Linked DNA regions of Homo sapiens: region 2 is linked to region 1. Evidence: read pairs that join two places in POLR2A ChIA-PET (ENCODE). Cell type or tissue: HepG2. All regions are shown on one strand. Links, peaks and the distances in the headings refer to the core of each region. The heading gives the core; the rest is flanking DNA.

The links. Peaks named below come from ENCODE experiments on the same cell type or tissue, not always from the same donor. Only the 100,000 strongest peaks of a DNase experiment are listed, where the experiment ranks them.
Region 2: POLR2A ChIA-PET joins it to region 1 with 31 read pairs; 1 of 35 experiments calls an interaction of 5 or more read pairs at or near these places.

Annotation. Positions count from the first base shown.
Region 1 is chr20:12,972,257-12,982,743 of GRCh38, reverse strand. No RefSeq gene overlaps it. Among named protein-coding and RNA genes, the nearest start is that of LINC01722, 25 kb to the right of the region's middle. In HepG2, for the core only: a CTCF peak has its summit at 3,571; DNase peaks (open chromatin) are centred at 3,573, 4,993 and 5,883; H3K4me3 peaks cover 2,182 bases.
Region 2 is chr20:13,053,111-13,063,597 of GRCh38, reverse strand. All of the region lies in intron 2 of SPTLC3 (serine palmitoyltransferase long chain base subunit 3), which reads right to left. Among named protein-coding and RNA genes, the nearest start is that of SPTLC3, 49 kb to the right of the region's middle. In HepG2, for the core only: no CTCF peak of the experiment used is centred there; a DNase peak (open chromatin) is centred at 4,547.

The DNA.
Region 1 (10,487 bases), core at 983-8,982:
AATATATTGAAAAACATTTTTTAAAAATCTAAATAAAGTGCAGAATATACAACATACCTAAATGAAGGATTCAGTATACCAAAGATGTAAATTCTCACCAAATTGATCTGTATATTTAATGCAATTGCAAGCAAAATCTCAGTAGGGATTTTTAGGCATGAAGCTTGAAAAGAAGATTCTAAAATTATCTAAAAGAATAAAAAGGCAAAAATAGACGAAACACCCCTGAAGACAGAACAAGTTATAGAGACTTTTTTTCTACTGAAATTGAAAAATATTATTATTATAATAATTGAGATAGCATGCTGTTCATGCTGGAATAGACAAATGGTCCTGTGAAATATAATACAGAGCTCAGAACAAACTTCTGCCTGCCTGGAAATTTGATTCATAGAAGAGCAAGTATAGTCAGTGTTAGACTAGACTATGCAGTAGTAACAAATTACTCCTCACATTTCTCAGAGTACAAATCCAGTGTGAGTTGTCTGGAGTGAGTGGGTGTGGGTATGTGCTCTGCTCCTCAGAATCACTCAGGGATCCAGGCAAACAGAGCCGTCCTGGCCTTGTAGTTGTACTTTTGAGAACCCTGTGGCTTGTTTTGTCACTGTGGCACGGATAGCAAGAATGAGAGGGTCATGTGCCAGCTTGTAAATTCTTTGGCTTAGAAGTGACTTGTAATAGGCCTTTCCTCATAAATTAGCCATGTGATTCCATATAACTCTAAGGGAACTGAGAAATGTGGAGGACCATATGGAAATTTCATAAATAACAAATATGACTGTTAGTGAGTATCAAAGATCATGAGCAAACTGATAGCCTCTTTTATAGGCAGTTTAAGAAAAAACTCGAAATCTTGGGGAGAAATGGTCAGGTGGCATAAACAAAAATTTTCACAGCCAAAAAAAATACAGGTGGCTCAAAATAATCCTAAAATGTATTTGTAGTAATAAGAATTAAAATTAAAACCAAAATGGATCACCATTGTATACTACCATTTTGGTAAGATTTTAAATGTTTGAAAATGATTAAGATGTAGGGGAACTAAAACTTCCATCCACTGTTGGTTGGGATGTAATAAACAGCACAAGAACTTTGGAAACCAGTTTAGCATCTAGTATGGTACAGAACCTATGCATTTCTGTAATACAAGAATCTATTTCAAGAGAGAATTGTGTACAGTACTCATGTAATAGAATATGTGCATAAGAATGTTCATAACATCATGATTCAGACTAGCCCCAAGTTGAGAACCACGTAATTTTGATTAAAGTAAACTGAATCAATAAATAGTAATATAGTCACATAATGAAATAAAATTCAGCAGTGAAAAATGAATAAATACATAACAGCTAAATGCCTCAACATGGATGAACCTCAAAAACACAATGTTGAATGCAGAAGCAAGTCTTAGAAGAATACTTATAGCATAATTCTATTTATATAAGTTCAAAACCAAGCAAAACTAAGTTATATGCACACATAACATATATCATATAAAATTATATAAAAATCATATCTGATATATGTATTTACAGATACATAGATAGAAAAACCTTTAAAAACTGAAAGAGAAAAATGATTCACACACAAATCAACATCAGGAATGAGAGAGGGATGTAATCTGAAAGAGACACAAGGAAGGTTCTAAAATATGGGTAATTTTAAAACTGAGTGATGGAAACACGCTCAATTCTTTAAACTATATGTATTACATACCCTTGTATATTTGATCTCATAAACAATAGTGAAAGTTCTGAATTACCTGGAGTCATCTCGGTATTGGAACTGCAACCCATTTTCACCAGGTCAGTAGGCTTCTTCTGCCACATACATTCCTCAGCATCCATTCTAAGATGGAACTTTTCTTCCTTTTTCCTCACCTATTCCTTGGTCGTCACCACTTTTTATTAGGTTGGTGCAAAAGTAACTGTGATTTTTGTAATAAAGTAATGCAAAAACTGCAATTACTTTTGCACCAACCTAATAATGTTACCTATTTTCCAGAAATCTGTGGACATCTCTCATTTTCTAACTACAGTTCCAACTCCTAGTCTCCTGTTTTAGGATAATATAATCTCCCTCTCTCTCTCTCTCTCTCTCTCTCTCTCTCTCTCTCTCTCTCTCTCTCTGTGTGTGTGTGTGTGTGTGTGTGTGTGTGTGTGTGAGAGAGAGAGAGAGAGAATTCAGGGCACAGAAGAGAACGTGGAAATACCAATTTACAGAGCTATTGTATCCATAAGGCAAGAACAGGATGCTATAAAATGGAATAAAGTGTATGAAAGAATCATTTTAAGTAAAAGAGACAAAAAGTGAAGAAATTCTTAAAATGTAGAACAACAAGAAAACAAGACAGAAAGTTGTAAAGAAATAATAAGAGACATAAAGGATATATCAAGAAGGTACAACAGCGAGCAAGTAGTTATGCCAGAAAGAAAGAACACGGGGAGTTGAGGGTTCTAAATTATCTAAGAAGCAATATAAAAATATTTTTCAGAGCTGAAAGAAAAGTTTTTTTAAATAGAAAAGACTCATATCTAGATCCTGATTATGAAATATGAGAACACTAAGGATGAAGAGGAAAAAAAGTTATTTCAGCAATAGAATTATTATTAAAAGCATAAGATACTGTGAAAATAAAGGAACAGTGTCTTTGGATTGTTGAAGAAAAATAATTTTCCTTCTTCCCTTTATTTTTTCCTCATTTACGTCTATCCATCCATCCATCCATCCATCCATCCATCCATCCATCCACCCATCCATCCATCCATCCACCCATTCATCCATCCATTCATTCATGTATCCGTCCGTCCATCCATCCATCCATTCATGTTTCCATCCATCCATCCATGCATCCATCCATGTATCCATCCATCCATCCATCCATCCATCCATGCATCCATCCATGCATCCATCCATGCATCCATCTATCCATGCTAACTCATCTTTCCTGGTTTTTCTTTCATAGTCTATGCATTCCTGAGCTGTTTCCTTATAGCAGTTGCTGTGTGCATTATAAACAGATCTGTCAAATTTTTCCTCTTAAATCCAAACAATATTATTTGTTCTTCTAGTATGACATTTGTTTGTTGGACTGTTTTTAGATCTGTATTGGAATTTTTGTCCTTGTGGTTTGTTTTTGCCAAAATATATTATTATAATGAACATTATACTGAATCTTGCTTTTTTTTCTTACATAATGTATCATAAACAGTGCACAATGTCAATATGGAATTAATTAACTCTACTCATTCGCTTTCTAATAGTCACTTGTAGGGATTTACCACAATTTATTCATCCACTTGCTCATTAAGAGTCATTCCATTTTTTTCTAATCAAGTTCTAGTCTCTTCATGTAGTAGAGGTTCAGAGAATTAAGTGGCCAAAGTGGGAACCTGGAAAGATCCAAATAATTATAGTGTATTTCAGGAGATTACACTGCATGACCCTCTCCACTCAATCAACTTTCTACACAATATCCCATTTCTACACAATATCCCATTTCTACATAGATCTTATCACTGCGTATTTGCTTATCGCTGGAAAACACCCTCCAGAGGTAGCAGCTTAGCTTTCCCTCTAGAGAGAGGTACATGAGTTACACACAGTGCAAGGATATATTTTCCCTCTTGGACTTCCAACTACTTTTAACTCATGTTTACTTCCCAAGCAAGTGACTAGAATGACAAACTCCACAGATCTCTATCTTGTTTTTAAACATAACATACAATCCTGACTTCCAAACAGGTAACCTTAAGTATATACATAGAGCTTACCTGAGTGAGAGATGATGAATTGTAATTTAATTTTGCTTCCTAAGCTAATTGCATAAAGCTATATGCTACCTTTTTTTAAACCTGAGCTTTATCTACTCAATAGATAGAAAGACACGTTTCAGTGAGCACTATATTACTTTGCAGTGTGAGAAATAAGTGCAAACACATCAGTTTTATTTTCAAAGCCAATTTTATGAACCATGAGCTTAATCAAAAAGACATTCACTAGAGTCTACAATAAATACTTTAAATATAAAAATATGGTATTTGAGAGTAATATTGGCTTTGTCTGCAGCAAGACTAAAATAATGTCCTTTTCTTTAAATTCACCACTGTTTTCAGAATTTTTGGCCACAATTTAAGTATTAATGTTATCACATTAATTGTCTTTTACAGAAATTAGTAAATTGATTTAAAAATCTAAGCACATTTATTTTCACCTATAGTTTTTTTTATTGCTCACTAATAAGCTTTTTTCCAACCACGATTTCAGCCATTGTATTAATTTTGATTGATTCCACAGATAATAGAAATAAGTGTTTTTAGTTGTAAGTTTTATTTTCAGGAAGGGTGAGTGAATGCTACATTTTCAGTGACCTAGAATTTTTTCTAACTAAGACAGAACTATTACAAAATAAGACGCACAGGTATCACATGTTCAGATTGTGAGTTTCAGACAATTGTATAATATGTGTACTACTACCCCAAATAATATGCAAAGCATTTGTATTCCTCCAGGGAGTTCCCTCATGCTCCTTCCAGTCCATTCCCCACCCTTCCCTTCTCATCTCTCCCCAGGCAGCCACTATTTGATTTCTATAATTTCTATAAAAGATTAACTTTCTCTGAATTTAGATTTCAAACACGGTAAGTGAAATCACAGAGCACATACTCTTTATTTACTTAACACATTTTTGATACTCAACCATGTTGTGGTGTATCATAGTTCATTCTTTTTATTGTTAAATATTCTATTATATGAATATTCTATAATTTATTTAATATTTTTTGATGGACATTTGGGTTATTTCCAGTTTTTAGATATTTTGAACACAGTTGCTGGACATATTATTGTACAAGTTTCTCTGTGGACTTAGGTTTTTTTGTGTTTTGGGCAAACACTTAGTGAAATTGCTGGGTCATAAGGTCAAGTTAAACATTGCAGGAAATTGCCAAAATGCTGAGAAGTGACTTTTCAACTTTATACTCCAAGCAGCGGTGTACAAAAGTCATAGTTGTTCTATACCCTTGCCAATGTTTGCTGTTATAATGCATCCCATGATAAATGTTATTTCCTGGTTCTTCTTCCTGTCTTTTATTTTATACTTTTCCAGTTTCTCCTACTTTAATTGATCCTACACTGTACACCAAGGCTCACTGTTCTAAGGCACAGCTCTTGTAAGGTAATAGCTCAAAGTCTTCTTATGGTTTCCTAGTCACAACCTTAGCCTGACAGTGAAACTTCTCTGTGATCTGATCCTTACGTACATCTCTAATTTTATTTCCCAATCTCCCATATGTAAATTCCACACACCCTGCATTCCAGCCAAACTAGCTATAGCTGACTGTTTCCTAACCTGTTCCCCAGTTCTTGCCTCTCTGCTTTTTTCATGCTATTCTTCACCATCAAGTCCTTCCCTACTATGTCTAATCTCTGCAGCCTATTTCTCCAGAGTCTCGGCTCAAATTGTAACTTGCTATGATGCTCACTGCTCCAAACAGAAAAATCAAGCTTCAGAATCCCTATAGAACTGAATTTTTGCCTTTGTGTTAGGCCGTTTCACCTTCAACTTTTATTAGAGTTCATTTTCTCTATGCCTTTAGGTCTCTTCCTAGCTGTAAGCTAGTTGGTGAGGATAACACTCCATTTCTTCCCTGCTCATAGCAGGCCCTCAATAGCTCTTAACTGAAGGAATGAATAAGCCGAGTGAGTTGTAAGTGGGAATGGCGAGTGCTGTTTATTACCAGTGGTGGCCACTTATTTTTAAATGGCTATTATCTGGGTGTGGAAAATGAAATACACACCCTACCCTCCTCCCAGCCTGTCATGTTCATTGCCTGATAAGTATGTGAGCCGAGGATATCTACTGAGGTGAAAGTCTGAGCTTTGTTGTTTCCATTTTTGGTTTGTTTGTTTTTTTCCCTCTGTCTGCCAGCCCCTCTCTTCGCATCACTGTAGGAAAGGAATCAGCTCTGAATCTTAGTTTCCCAGCTTCAGGGGCTAGTGGGTCTGTGGAAATAGTAGCTGTTGAAAGTAAATACTTTTCTGTCTTTTGAGAAAGTCTAAACCAGCGGTTCTCAAACTTTTTGGCCTCAGGACCCCTTGACACTGTTAGAAGTAACTGAGGATCCCAAGGGGATATATTCACACAGGTTTTTATCTATCAGTGGCTTTGTGTTTGTTTTATGAATCTCTTTAATAGCTTAAAGAAGACAGCTGGATTCTCAGGTCTGCTCTGTGTTCATTCATTCTATCCTGGTATCACATTATGTAGTCTCTGGAAAACTCCACTGTACACTCCTGAAAGAATAAAAAAGGCAAATGGTGCCTAACATTATAATATCAATATTTTTGATCTCTCAGACTCTCTGAGAGGGTCTCAGGGACCTCAAGACTTCTTGGATCACGTTCTGAGAACTGCTGGCTTAATTTGAAGAGATTGTGATGTCCGTGGCTGGAGTGAGTATAATGGGGAAGGGAAGATGCCTTTAAGGAAGAGAGAAGGGTAAACTTTTTCTTTACTGGAAAGGGACCTACATCCTCTGGGTGGCTACATTCTGGGAAGCAGCCAGTGCTTCATGGGGTATGGTCATGAGGTCCATCTGAGAAGGCTAGGTTGGGGTTGGTTATCAACCTTGGTAAAGCCTCCCAGCTCCTAACTAAGGCCTGAAATCTCAGCGGTGTCAGGCTCCAGGAAGCAGGATGGCTTTGGTCCAGGAGCATCTCACTTGTGACCAATGTTGACTAGAAGGGCCTCTTCAAGTGTGCTCAAAATTTAAGTTTTCAGGAAGCCGAGTATGGCCTCCCAGAAAGTTTTGAAACTTTTGAAGGCAATTTTGGTTAATTAGGAAGGGTGTGCTCCTGGCATTGAGCCATTTAGCTCTGTGCACTGAAGATGGTAAACACCTCCAATGCACAGATCAGTGTCCCACAGATTTTCAGTGGCCCCAGGCATTCATGAGGATAAAAAGCTTGCTTATAATCTTTCTGGTTTGGAATCTAATTCTGTATAACAAATGAAAAAAAAGCATTTTTTGGCATAATTTTCATATACCTTAAATTTTTCAGAAATAAATCATTATGTGAATCATGGGAAATTCTACTTGTTTTGTTTGGAATGTTATCCAGATTATTTTACCATTTTAGAAAATAACATTAAGGCAGCAATACTTATGGTAATTGAGCCACCACTACTACACACCTGGACTCATCTGCCTTTGTAGCTGTGGCATTATATGTACAGATACAACCCTCATATCATTGCATTATATCTTCAAATTTAATCATACTTGATTATTTGCAAATTTATATACATTTATTTTTATTAGACATTTGTCTTATGTTTTATTTGTATTATAGTTTAATATATTGATGGTTTTAAAGATTTTGTGTCTAGATAGGTCATGTGATCTATGAATTTTATTTCAACATTGTAGGGAACATTAAAATAAGTTTGGTACAAAAAAAGTGGTGAATCTGAATCTGATAGGGAACCCTAGAAGGAGGAAACTGAGGAGGGAACCCTAGAAGCTTCGTATGACCTTAGGTGAAGGCAGGTTGCAAGTGAGAGAGAGCACCAATAATGACTTCAGTAGATACAACATTGGTTTATTCATGTTTTCCTTCAAAAAATACATTATACTGAAAGAACATAACAAAAAAAGAAAACTACAGACTAATATACCTGTTGAGTACAGATGCAAGAATCCTTAACAAAATAATAGCTAACCGACTCCAACAGCATATCCAAAAAGATAATCCACCATGATCAAGTGGGTTTCATACCCGGGATGCAGAGATGTTCAACATACACAGCCAATAAATGTGATATACCACATAAACAGAATTAAAAACTAAAATCACAAGATCATCTCAATAGACACAGCAAAAGCATTTGAGAAAATCCAGCATTGCTCTATGATTAAAACCCTCAGCAAAATCGGCATAGAAGGGGCATACCTTAATGTAATAAAAGCCATCTATGACAGACTCACAGCCAACATAATACTGAATGGGGAAAAGTTGAAAGCATACCCCCTGAGAACTCGGACAAGACAAGGATGCCCACTCTCACCGCTTCAATTCAACATATTACTGGAAGTCCTAGCAAGAGCAATCAGACAAGAGAAAGAAAGGGCATCCAACCAGTAAAGAGGAAATCAAACTGTCACTGTTTGCTGATGATATGATCATATACCTAGAAAACCCTAAAGGCTCCTTCCAAAAGCCCCTAGAACTGATAAATTAATTCAGCAGGCTTCATGATACAAAATTAATGTACATAAATCAGTAGCTCTTCTATACACTGACAGCGACCAAGCTGAGAATCAAATCAATAACTCAACCCCCTTTACAATAGCTGCAGAAAAAAAATACTTAGGAATATACCTAACCAAGGAGGTGAAAGACCTCTACAAGGAAAACTACAACATACTTTTGAAAGAAATTTTAGATAACACAAACAAATGGAAATATATCCCATGGTCATGGATGAATAGAATCAATATTGTGAAAATGACCATATTGCCAGTAGCAATCTATAAATTCAATGCAATTCCCATCAAAATACCACCATCATTCTTCACAGAACTAGGAAAAAAAAATTCTAAAATTCACATGGCACCAAAAAGGAGCCTGCATAGCCAAAGCAAGACTAAGCAAAAAGAACAAATCTGGAGTCATCACATTACCTGACTTCAAACTATACTGTAAGACCATAGTCACCAAAACAGCATGGTACTGGTATAATAGGCACATAGACCAATGAAACATAATAGATAACCCAGAAATAAAGGCAAATACTTACAACCAACTCATCTTTGACAAAGCAAATATAAACATGAAGTAGGGGAAGGACACCCTAGTCAACGAATGGTACTGAGATACTTGACAAGCCACATGTAGAAGAATGAAACTGGATCCTCATCTCTCATGGGATATAAAGATCAACTCAAGATGGATGAAAGACTTAAATCTAAGACCTTAAACCATAAAAATTCTAGAAGATAACATTGGAAACACCCTTCTGGACATTGGCTTATTCAAAGACTTCATGACCAAGAACCCCAAAGCAAATGCAACAAAAACAAAGATAAATAGTTGGACTTAATTGAACTAAAAAACTTCTGCACAACAAAAGAAACAATCAGCAGAGTAAACAGACAACCCACAGAATGTGAGAAGATCTTCCCAATCTATACATCCCACAAAGGACTAATATCCAGAATCTACAAGGGACTCAAACAAATAAGCAAGAATAAAACAAACAATCCCATCAAAAAGTGGGCTAAGGACATGAATAGATAATTCTCAGAAGAAGATATGCAAGTGCCCAACAAACATATGAAAAATGCTCAATATCACTAATGATCAGGGAAATGCAAATCAAAACCACAATGCGATATCACCTTATTCCTGCAAGAATGGCCATAATAAAAAAATCAAAAAATAATAGATGTTGGAGGGAATGTGGTGAAAAAGGAACACTTTTACACTGCTGATGGGAATGTAAACTAGTACAAACACTATGGAAAACAGTGTAAATATTCCTTAAAGAACTAAAAAGCAGAGTTACCATTTGAACCAGCAATCCCACTACAGGGTATCTACACAAAGGAAAATGAGTCATTATATGAAAAAGATATTTGCTCATGCATGTTTATAGCAGCACAATTCCCAATTGCAAAAATGTAAAACCAGCCCAAATGCCCATCAATCAATGATTGGATAAAGAAATTGTGATATGTCTATATCTGTACCTATCTATATACCATGGAATACTACTCAGACATAAAATTGAACAAAATAATGGCATTCACAGCAACCTGGATGAAACTGGAAACCATTATTTTAAGTGCAGTAACTCAGGAATGGAAAACCAAACATCAGATATTCTCAATCATAAGTGGAAGCTAAGCTATGAGGTTGCAAACACGTAAGAATGATACAACAGACTTTGGGGACTTGGGGGACAAGGTGGGAGGGGGTGAGGGATAAAAGACTACACATTGGATACAGTGTACACTGCTCGGGTAATGGATGCACCAAAATCTCAGAAATCACCACTAAAGAAACTTAGTTATGTAACCAAACACTACTTGTCCCCCAAAAACCTATTGAAGTAAAGAAAAAAAACCACAGTGAGATACCATCTCACACTAGGCAAAATGGCTATTATTAAAAAGTCAAAAAATAACAGATGCTGAGGAGGTTGCAGAGAAAAGGAAATGCTTACACACTGTTGGTGGAAGTGTAAATTGGTCCAACCATTGTGGAAAGCAGTGTGGCAATTCCTCAAAGGGCTAAAACCAGAACCACTATTCGGCCAAGCAATCTCATTATTGGGTATATACCCAGAGGAATATAAATTGTTCCATTATAAAGACACATGCATGCATATTTCACTGCAGCAGTATTCACAATAGCCAAGATATTGAATCAACTTAAATACCCTTCAATGATAGACTGGATAAAGAAAATGTGGTATGTATACA
Region 2 (10,487 bases), core at 930-8,929, 81 kb before region 1:
GCACATAGAAATAAACTAGATGGATGAATAGATTTATGGACCAAATGTTTAAAATAAAAGCCCAAATCACAAAAGTTCTGAATGAAACTGTAGGAACATTTTATAAACACGACTAACACCCCTTCCCAAAGAGAAAAAAAGAAAACTAACATCAAAACTAATAACAACAATGAAAACATAAATGTTTCCACATTTATGTGCGGCTAAATATAATGCAAATAAAGTTAAGAGCCAAGAAACAGAATTGGAGAAATATTTAAAACACATTTAATGGAAAAATTATTGATATAAGAGCACATAGAGTTCCTCTAAATCAATTTTCAAAAAGTTTAATAAAATTATGAGCAAAGGATAGGAACTGCCAGTCTGAGAAGAGTTAAGTGTGAAGAACTAAAAAGTATATTTAAAGAAGTGCAGTCATACTATTAATCAGGAAAATGCAAATTAAGACAAAAATAAATAATGTTCACCCATCAGATTAGCCAAACAATTTTTAAATGTTGATAATAATCAATCTACCAAGTGCTGGCAAGGAAGCATGCATTGTTAGATACTGTTCACTGGAGTCGGTCTAGGCAAGCATTTTTGAAAGGCAAATTGGCAGTATGTCTCAGAAGTTAAAATGTGCATGCCTTGGACTCAGAAAGCCACTTCCAGGAATTATCCTAGAATAAATGCATATACTGATCATGGACAAGTTATTTATGAAAATAAAAATGGGAATAAGTATATTATGGCATTCCCATATATGGAGTATCATGGAATATTATGGAATATCGTGCAGCTATTAAAAGGAATGAAGTAGTTCTGTATTGGCATATAAATATCTTCAAAGCCAGAGTTAGGGGAAAAAAACAAGTCACACAAGATGTATGATGTGATCCCATAAAGGACAGAGTAAGTACACACGAACGTTAAGTGTAGTTAAGTGCACAGAAGAGACAGAAAAAATGCATGCACAAAGATAAAATAATGCTTGCTTTGGTGCACTAATTCCATAATAAAAAGGAAAAAGAAGAAAACATTAGTTTAAGAAGTGGCTTTTCATTCGGGCTTGTCTTAACCCGCTCATTCACATACTGGCTTTGTGCAAGTGATATGTGTGTGTGTAAATATATATGTTTCTGTATTATACAAATAAAAATATATATCTTGTACATATATATCTACAAAGAGATGTTGGTCTCTGTTGAGTATTCACTGTGGGAGACTATGATCTGATTTTACCAGTTATCTTATTTAGCAAAATATTTCTCGGCCTTTGGTATTTTGGGGTTGCCTTCTTAGCCTATGGCACATGCTCTGCCAGATACAACTGTGGACAACTTTCGCCCCTTCTTGCTTTTTAGCCAGAAGATATTTAGATCCAAGCCTGGTGGGGGAGATGGGGGATTGTGTTGGCCAGTGATTCTGGCTGCATTTAAAGCTATTGGTTTCTTGGTGATAGCTGAGTCAAAGAGTGAGATATGCAGATACCCTAGGGAGGGCCATTCCAGGCAGAGGGCTATGTAAGTGGAAATTACCTGAGGCAGGCACGTGTGGGTAGTGTCTGAGGAAGAGCAAGGAGGTCCTAGTGTCTGAAGCAGTGCTTGGGAGTGAAGAGGAGGAGAAGGGATGAAGTTAGAGACATAAGAGAGGCTGCGTTCTGCAGAGTCTCTGGCAGCTCTGCTTGGAAGGAGATGGGAAGATGTTAAAGGGTTCTGGCCAGACATGTGCTGTGACCTGACTTAGGATTTTAAACATCACATTGCTTGTTAGTGGAGAAGAGACTGTTGGGTTCAAGGGTGGAAGCAGGGTACATCTGAGGTGAGAGGAGATGGTGGTTTGGACAAAGCTTGTAGCAGCAGGGGTGGTAAGAAGTAGTCTGATAACAAATACAGTGTATTTGGAACATACAACTGACAGTATTGGCCTACAGATTTGACTTTGGGTACAAAGGAAAGAGCTGAGTCAAAGCTGACTCACAGGTTTTGTCCAGAGCACCTGGACTGGTGGAGTTGCCATTTACTTACCTGGAGATTGTGAAAAGAACAGGTTTGGAGGGGAAACTCAACCCACAGTTTTGGATGTGTCAAGGCTGAATGACTGCTGATGACTGTGAGCTAGCGCACAGGTGGCCTCGATAGGAACCCAGACACCTGTCCCGTGGTGGCAGGTGGAAGGCCAAGTATATGAGCACAATAGCAGGTAGGTGGTGGAGGGGGCAGGTGGATGGGCTGACCTTTTTCTATTTTCTCAATGAAATAGGAAGTGTGAGACAAAGTAACAAATGTTAGAAGCTGTTTTTTCCTCATTTCTGCTTGCCTGCATAATTTCACAAGGCCCCTGACTCTGTGATGATATGCAGCTTTCTAGAAAGATGCTTCGAAGACAAAACAAGGTAGAGCATATGCACCCCCATGTCTCTTCCCTGAGTCACGGTATTCCTCAAAAGATAAATTACTTCAGAATGTCTATTATTAAAAAGCCAAAACAATAACAGATGTTGGCAAGATTGTGGAGAAAAAAGGATGTTTATACACTGTTGGTGGGAATTAAATTAGTACAACTTCTATGGAAAACAGTATGGAGATTTCTCAAAGAACTAAAAATAGAATTACCATTTGATCCAGCAATCCCACTACTGGGTATTTACTCAAAGGAAAAGGAATTATTATATCAGAAAGATATGTATTTATTGTAGCACCGTTGAAAACAGCAAAGATGTGAAATCAACCTAACAGTCCATCAACAATTGGATAAAGCAAATGTGGTGTGTGCATACACACACACACACACACACAATGGAATACCATTCAGCCACAAAAAAGAATAAAATTATGTCTTTTGCAGCAACAGGGATGCAATGGTAGGCTGTTATCTTAAGTGAAACAACTCACACACAGAAAGTCAAATACTACATGTTCTCACTTCTAAGTGGGAGCTGAATAATGCACACACATGGATGTAGAGAGTAAAATAAGAGACACTGGAAAGTTGGAAGGGTGGGAGGGTGGGAGGAGGTAGGGGAATGAGAAATTACTTAATGGGTACAATGCACATTATTCAGGTGATGGTTATACAAAAAGCCTATACTTCACCACTACACAATATATCTATGTAACAAAACTGCATTCTTACCCCTTAAATTCATACAAATAAAAAAAATTAAAAAATAAATAAAGTAGGACAATCCCCCAGATAAATAAATAAATAAATAAATAAATAAATAAATAAATAACTTTAGCTCTTGCCTTCTCCTACACATAAGTTAATGTCTGATGGGGTTAGTGGTTATGCTTCTGTAAACTATAATCAGATGTACTCTTGCACCCAAACTTAGATGCGATTTTGCGTATACTGAATCTTTGCTACCTGTATATAAACTGTGAACTGAAATGCTGCATTGGAGCAGTCTGATAGGATCTGTCTAAAGGGCTACTCTGAGGCTCTAGGCTTCAGTCTACAGTCCTCAGGAAGACTGCTAAATAAAAGTAATTTTAATTCTTTAAAAGCTTATTTTTTTTCTGTAGTTGATAGAAGCAAGATTATTAGCTGAAAGTCAGGAGGTACAAGAAATGTTGCAGGTTTGAGGGGAAAGGGGAAAGTACGAAGTTGCCACTTAGAACAGTCAGTGACTAGAGGCCCTAAGTAACAGAGTGATAGGCAGGCAGCACCAAGGGCTATCTTGAGGCTAGTGGTGCTGAATTTGAAGGGCGACCAGTCAGCATGGGGGTGGGTATCAAGATGAGGTCGTTTCAAAGCCCATGGAATTTAAGATGGTTAGAAGAAAGGAAAAGAGAACCTGAAATATAACAGGAGAATGAAAAGATCTTAAAATCAAGGGCTTGAGGGCTCCAAGGGTGGAGTTTGTGGGGGTGGTAAAAGAGATATTGGAGGCAGTACCGGAGACAGAAAGCTAGTAATGATGAATGTGTGGGGCAGAACAGCTACAATGTGCAGCCAAGGTTGTAAAGCATTGATCTGGTATTATCAGCTGTTGATCTGTAACCGTTAATTGCCAAAGTCTACCACAATAAAGCACAGATGGGCTAAGACCATCTTTCCTGTAAGGGATAGTAGGATAGCTGTGCATGTGAAAGGGGATAGACACCTGGAGGTTTCAAGGGATGGCGCTGCCTGCACCTGAATGCAGGTGGTAGCCGAATTGCAAATTGAGAACCTTTAGAATAGCAGTGCTTCTCAAACTTTAATGTGTATCTGTATCACCTGAGGATCATGATAAACTAAAGATGCTGGGCTGGGTCTGAGAGTTCTAGCAAGCTCTCAGGCGATACTAGCGACGTAACAGTGAAACAGCGAAAGAACTAACACAGCAAATTCCATTTTTGTTTAAGCAGCCTTTACCCATTCCTGCACACAGGCTAGGATAATTTTAGGGCACTGAAATAAAACATAAAAACAGCAGTCATGTAGTTTTTTGAATTTAACTCTGAGATTAAAGGGGAGATATGTAAACAACTATGTTTTGTTAAAGATTTATAGGAGCATTGTGACCTGGTCAAGGCCAAAATGTTCCAAACCTCCACAGAACCTTGCTGGTGCCCAGATGTCCATGGTCTTTGGTCACCTCTTGAACAGAGCCCCATTGTCTTCCCTCTGCCCTTAACATAGAGACTGAAATTTGTGTTGACGGTTGGTTCTTTGGGACATTAGTTTACCATCTTCTTGGTCTGCTGGGTCTTCGAAATAAGGTCACCTTCCTTGCTCCAACTCCATGTCTGTCAACTTATTGGGTGTCGTGTGATGAGCAGAATGAATCTGGGCTCGGTTACGGAAGGATCAACATGTGGTCTTAGACTAGCAGCATTGGCTTCACCTGGGAGCTTGTTTATAGCTACAGAATCTTGGCCCCACCCAAAACCATTGAAGCAGAATCTGCATTTTAACATGATCCCCAGATAATCTGTGTGCATGATGAAGTTTGAGAAGCATTGCTCTAAAACACTGATTTGCAATTTTGTATGCGGATGAGAATCACTTGGGAAGCTTGTTTGACCAGCCCTCCCCTCTGCCTCACCCCCCACTACCAAGGCTGCATCACAAAGCAATTAAATCAGGATATCTGTGAGAAAAGCCTAGGTATTTGTATCTTTTAAAGGTTCTCAGTGATTCCAATGGGTAGCCAAGTCTGCAAAGCACTGGTCTAATATTTCTATCCCATAAGCTGCATACTTATTAGTATATTACGTTCCTAGAGATACCCCAATGAAACTTTGGGTTCGGATCTATGCAGGTCCAAACAGGAAGACCAGTGCCTGGGCTGTCTGTTTTGGACAAGACCATATCTCATACCCAGTCACCTTAATGGACCTCATCCTTCAGAAGAAAGTTTCTCTGGGCTAATACTGTTAATGTATCAGGATGCAAAATGTGGATGCAAAATAACAATTTATAATTTATGCAAACATTTAGATATTTGTCCTAAAATTTTCTACAGCTGCAGCTTGCTGAACCCACTTTGTTTTCGGTGGGAGTAAAAATCTCTGAAGATGGGCCAGAAATGTCTGTGATTTACTTGTGTGGGTACTAGGAAATACCTGGATTTAATGTGAACACAGAATTACCATTGGTGCCATGTTATATCGGATTTTGCAGAACTTGTTTGATATTGGGACCATAGCGACTTGAGAAATGCGGACCTGTAGAATTGGCTGCACTTGAAGTATTTTCTAATCTCTGATGATGCTCGACATTAATTGATTATATTTGCTGACATTCTCTTCTGGATTTTGCAAAGTTGGACTGTTACATCATTGCAAAAATAAATTATCTAGGGACTTTTGAGAACTTGTGGTTCAACTCTAAAGTTGTCTTTTATTAAAACAAAGAGATATTCTTGGCCCAAAACTAAAGAGTCGCATTTAAGCAAAATATTAACTTTGCATCTTGTCCTTTTTGTTAAGATCTACTGATTGTTAGTGGAGTCTAACTTGAGCTTTTTAGTGCTGTCTTGGAAGGAGGTTTTGATTTTTCTATTCTTTTCAGTTAATACTCAAGTGATTCAGATAAAGAGGATGATCAGAGCCTTTATGTTTGGGAACCAATTTCAGAATATTTGAGTTAGAAATAAAAAGAAGGAGAAATAAATAGAGATAAGTTTGGACAACACGTTAATTTGAATGGAAGGCTGTATGAGACAAGTCATCACAGAGAAAGAGAAAATAGTGAAATTGGATTAATAAATTCTTATATTTGATTAAGAAAAGGAAAGAAGAGTAAATGAGTAAAGGTGGATATAAGAACATTCACTTATGATCTTTTAAAAAATCATAATTTTTATTTTCCACCATCACTTCATGAATGCATTCTCTTTTCTGGTGTCATTTTGCCCATGGCTGGCTTGTCATGTGGGGCAGTGTATTCTGCACTCCTAGGAACCAGCTTTTAGAATAGAATAATGCTCATTTCTGCTGAAAAGAATGAAGTGTCACTGGAAATAGGATGTTTCATGTTTTGAGCAAGAGAATTCAAAATGTGCATCAGACAGCTTATTTACAGAAAGCAAGAATACTATCAGATGTAAAGGACTGGGGATGGTATTAAAAGATTAAAGGGAGCCAGGTGCGGTGGCTCATGCCTGTAATCCCAGCACTTTGGGAGGCTGAGGCAGGCAGATAATGAGGTCAGGAGTTCAAGACCAGCCTGGCCAACATAGTGAAACGCTGTCTGTACTAAAAATACAAAAATTAGCCAGGCATGGTGTTGCACGCCTGTAGTCCCATCTACTTGAGAGGCTGAGGCAGGAGAATCACTTGAACCTGGGAGGTGGAGGTTGCAGTGAGCCAAGATTGCACCACTGCACTCCATCCTGTTTGACAGAGTGAGACTCTCTCTTAAAAAAAAAAAAAAAAAAGATTAAGGATGGGCTGGGTGCGGTGGCACTTTGGGAGGCCAAAGTGGATGGATCACTTGAGGTCAGCAGTTTGAGACCAGCCTAGGCAACATGGCAAAACCCTGTCTTTACCAAAAATATAAAAAATTAGCCAGGCGTGGTGGCACATGCCTGTGGTCCCAGCCACTCGGGAAGCTGAGGTGGGAGGATCACTTGAGCCCAGGTGGTGGAGGTTTGCAGTGAGCCGAGATTGCATTAGTCTGCCTGGGTGACAGAGTGAGACTCCGTCTCAAAAAAAAAAAAAAGAAAAAAAGTTAAAGCGTCAGTCTATGGACAGGGTTGGGAGATCAAGTCCCATCAGAAAGATAGTGACTGCAGTTAATTAGAACCTGTCACTCTGAAATGCTGTAAGTCTCTAACGGGACTCAAATTGAACAAATAATAAAAGGTATGCCATGTGAAAGGCACATTTATCTACATGAGTCTATTGACTATTGCTCTGGACCTCACAGAGATCAGATAGGATGGAAACCATTTATTTTGTAAAGAAAGGTAAATCATTAATTTATTTAATGCAATGCATTTCTCCTGTGGGGCGGTTCGAGCAGTTCTTGTAGCAACAGGGGCAAGTGTTGAAGTGCAGGCTGCCATTTGATGTCCATAGCCCATCGTTCAGAACTGATGCATCCATTCCCCTAGTTGCTAGGAGCATTGGAGGCTTACAGCTCCATGAGGATTGCCTGGGTCTGAAGGGATCTTCCTCCACCAAGATCCCTGGTGGCAGCTTCTATCAATGCAGGAGTAAAAAGATCTAGCCCCCTTCCCTCAGCTCAGATGACTCTTGAAAGGCCCTCTCATCTCCGGAACTCCTTGTGGGATTCGTTGAGGCCTTTGCTGGGTCTGCATCATCACAACTCACTCCATCCCCTCTTTCCTCTCCAACTCCCCTCCCTCCTGAGCCATGCCATTTCCTTCTCTGCCTCACAGGTGCTGATCCCAGGAGCACACCCCAATAACCTTCCTGCATTCAGGCCCCCATCCCAGAGTAGGCTTTCTAGGAAACAACTCTTCATGTGTATTTTTTTTCCTGATAAAATGTAAGAAATTGCTTTAGATAAACAAGAAGATTAGACCTGCTAGTTTAATAGAGCAAATACACTGAAAGGTTAGAAAATAGATTGTAGATTTGAAGCCTAAGCCTTCCAAGAAATGCCACACCTGAGAAATTTACATTTGGTTCAGCCTTTGTCCCTGTGCTCTGAAATGTGCTGATTTATTATGCATTAGTTACTTGTACCTGGGGAGCAGGCCGACTGGTGATAAGAGCCTCTAGAACAGTGCAGCTGGTGGGGTTAGGGGCCATGGAGATCACTGTGAGAATGCCCAAGGAGAATTCCCCTTCAAATCCCATTTTCCCAGTTACATTGTCAGCTCTACTAGGACCAGAGAAACCTGCGTCTCTGGAAGCATGCTGAGTTGTCTCCTGCTTGATTTAACTGTTTCTTTATCCTTTATAACTCAAGAACCTTTATGTCCTCAAAGCTGTCTGTGGCCACCATTTTGCCAACAGAACCATTTCATTGTAATGGATGTGATGTTGCTATCCATGTATCTGCCCAAACTAGAACTTGAGATTCCCCTATTTTCCTCCTTCTATCTTATCTTCTGTACACTCAGCCACCAAGACTTATTGATACCTCCTAAATATTCTCTATAATTAATTTCCTTTTCCTTCCACCTGCCTCTTTCCTAGTTCAAGCACAAATAACCTCGTTTCTAAACTACTGTTAACTTTTTTTCTTGTCACTTTGCTTTTCGTCTTGAATTGGGACTCTGTCTCTGAAATCTATTAAATTTTCTGAAGTTCTTCACTTTCTTTTCATCCTTTCTCTTTTTTCTCCATGAACTTACCCTGGAAGATCTTGTCTACTTCCCTGGCTTTGATTCCTGTCGACATGCTGAAGATAAACTGAAGATGTTACAGTATCCCACTGAGACTTTTTCCAGAAGTCCAGATCTTTAAGTTTAGCTGCCAGTTCTTCAAACTCAACTTGTCAAAAAATGAGTTGACTACTTTCTCCCTCCAACTGGATCTTGCTTCTCTATTACCCATCTCAGTGAATGACACCACCTTCTGCTACCTCTCATAAACCTGGATGTGGTCTTTGATTTGTCCTTCTTCCTATTTTCCTAGGTCAAATCAACCATCTCTAACTCTACCTCTTAAACATCTCCTGGCCTTTTCTCTTGTCACCAACCCTATTGTCACTACCTTGGTCCCAGGCCAACCATCTCACCTAGATTTTTTTAAACCTGTATATCTGCATCAACCTCTTAATGTCTTTTTTGATCTCTCTGTTGTCTTTCTGCAATCCATTTCTCACAGGGTAGACAGAATTATCTTTCTGTCTACAAATATGCATTCCTTTGCCTGAAGTCCTTCAATACTTTCCCATTGTTCTTATAATACATGTCCATGGCTTACTAAAAGAACCCATTATAGTCTGGCCCCTGCTTGCCTCTCAGCAGTCTTTCTGCCCACATACTCCCACTCTCATTCACAACACTCGGTCATTGGAATTCCGTGGTTCCTTGAATGTACAATGCTTTCTCTAACCTCTGGACCATCTTGCACCATATTCTCTCTTCTTAGAGATTCCTTTTCTCTCTTGATTCACCCTTTGCCTTACTATTTATTCATCAGCGTCTAGATCCCAATTTAACTTTCTCTTTTACCCAGAAGTTTTCATTAAACACCAAATCAGGTTAAACATTTTTCTCCTGGATAATATCCTGAAGAGTGTTTTCCAACTTGGTTCCATTCTCCCTGTCACTTTCAGGTACATCAATCAAATGTAGGTTTGGTCTTTTCACATAGTCCCATATTTCTTGGAGGCTTTGTTCGTTCCTTTTTATTCTTCTTTCCCTAATCTTGTTTTCACGCTTTATTTCATTAAGTTGATCTTCAATCTCTGATATCCTTTCTTCCGCTTGATCAATTTGGCTATTGATACTTGTGTATGCTTCACGAAGTTTTTGTGCTGTGTTTTTCAGCTCCATCAGGTCATTTATGTTCTTCTCTAAACTGGTTATTCTAGTTAGCAATTCGTCTAACCTTTTTCAAGGTTCTTAGCTTCCTTGCATTGGGTTAGAACATGCTTCTTTAGCTTGGAGGAGTTTGTTATTTCCCACCTTCTGAAACCTACTTCTGTCAATTCGTCAAACTCATTCTCCGTCCAGTTTTGTTCCCTTGCTGGCGAGGAGTTGTGATCCTTTGGAGGAGAAGAGGCATTCTGGTTTTCAGCCTTTTTTTGTGCTGGTTTTTCCTCATCCTCATGGATTTATCGACCTTTGGTCTTCTATGTTGGTGACCTTCGAATGGGGTTTTTGTGTGGACGTCCTTTTTGTTGATGTTGACGCTATTCCTTTCTGTTTTGTTAGTTTTCCTTCTAACAGTCAGGCCCCTCTGCTGCAGGTCTGCTGGAGTTTGCTGGAGGCCCACTCCAGACCCTGTTTGCCTGGGTATCACCAGCGGAGGCTGCAGAACAGGAAATATTCTGCCTGTTCCTTCCTCTGGAAGCTTCATCCCAGAGGGCCACCCACCAGATGCCAGCCGGAGCTCTCCTGTATGAGGTGTCTGTCAACCCCTGCT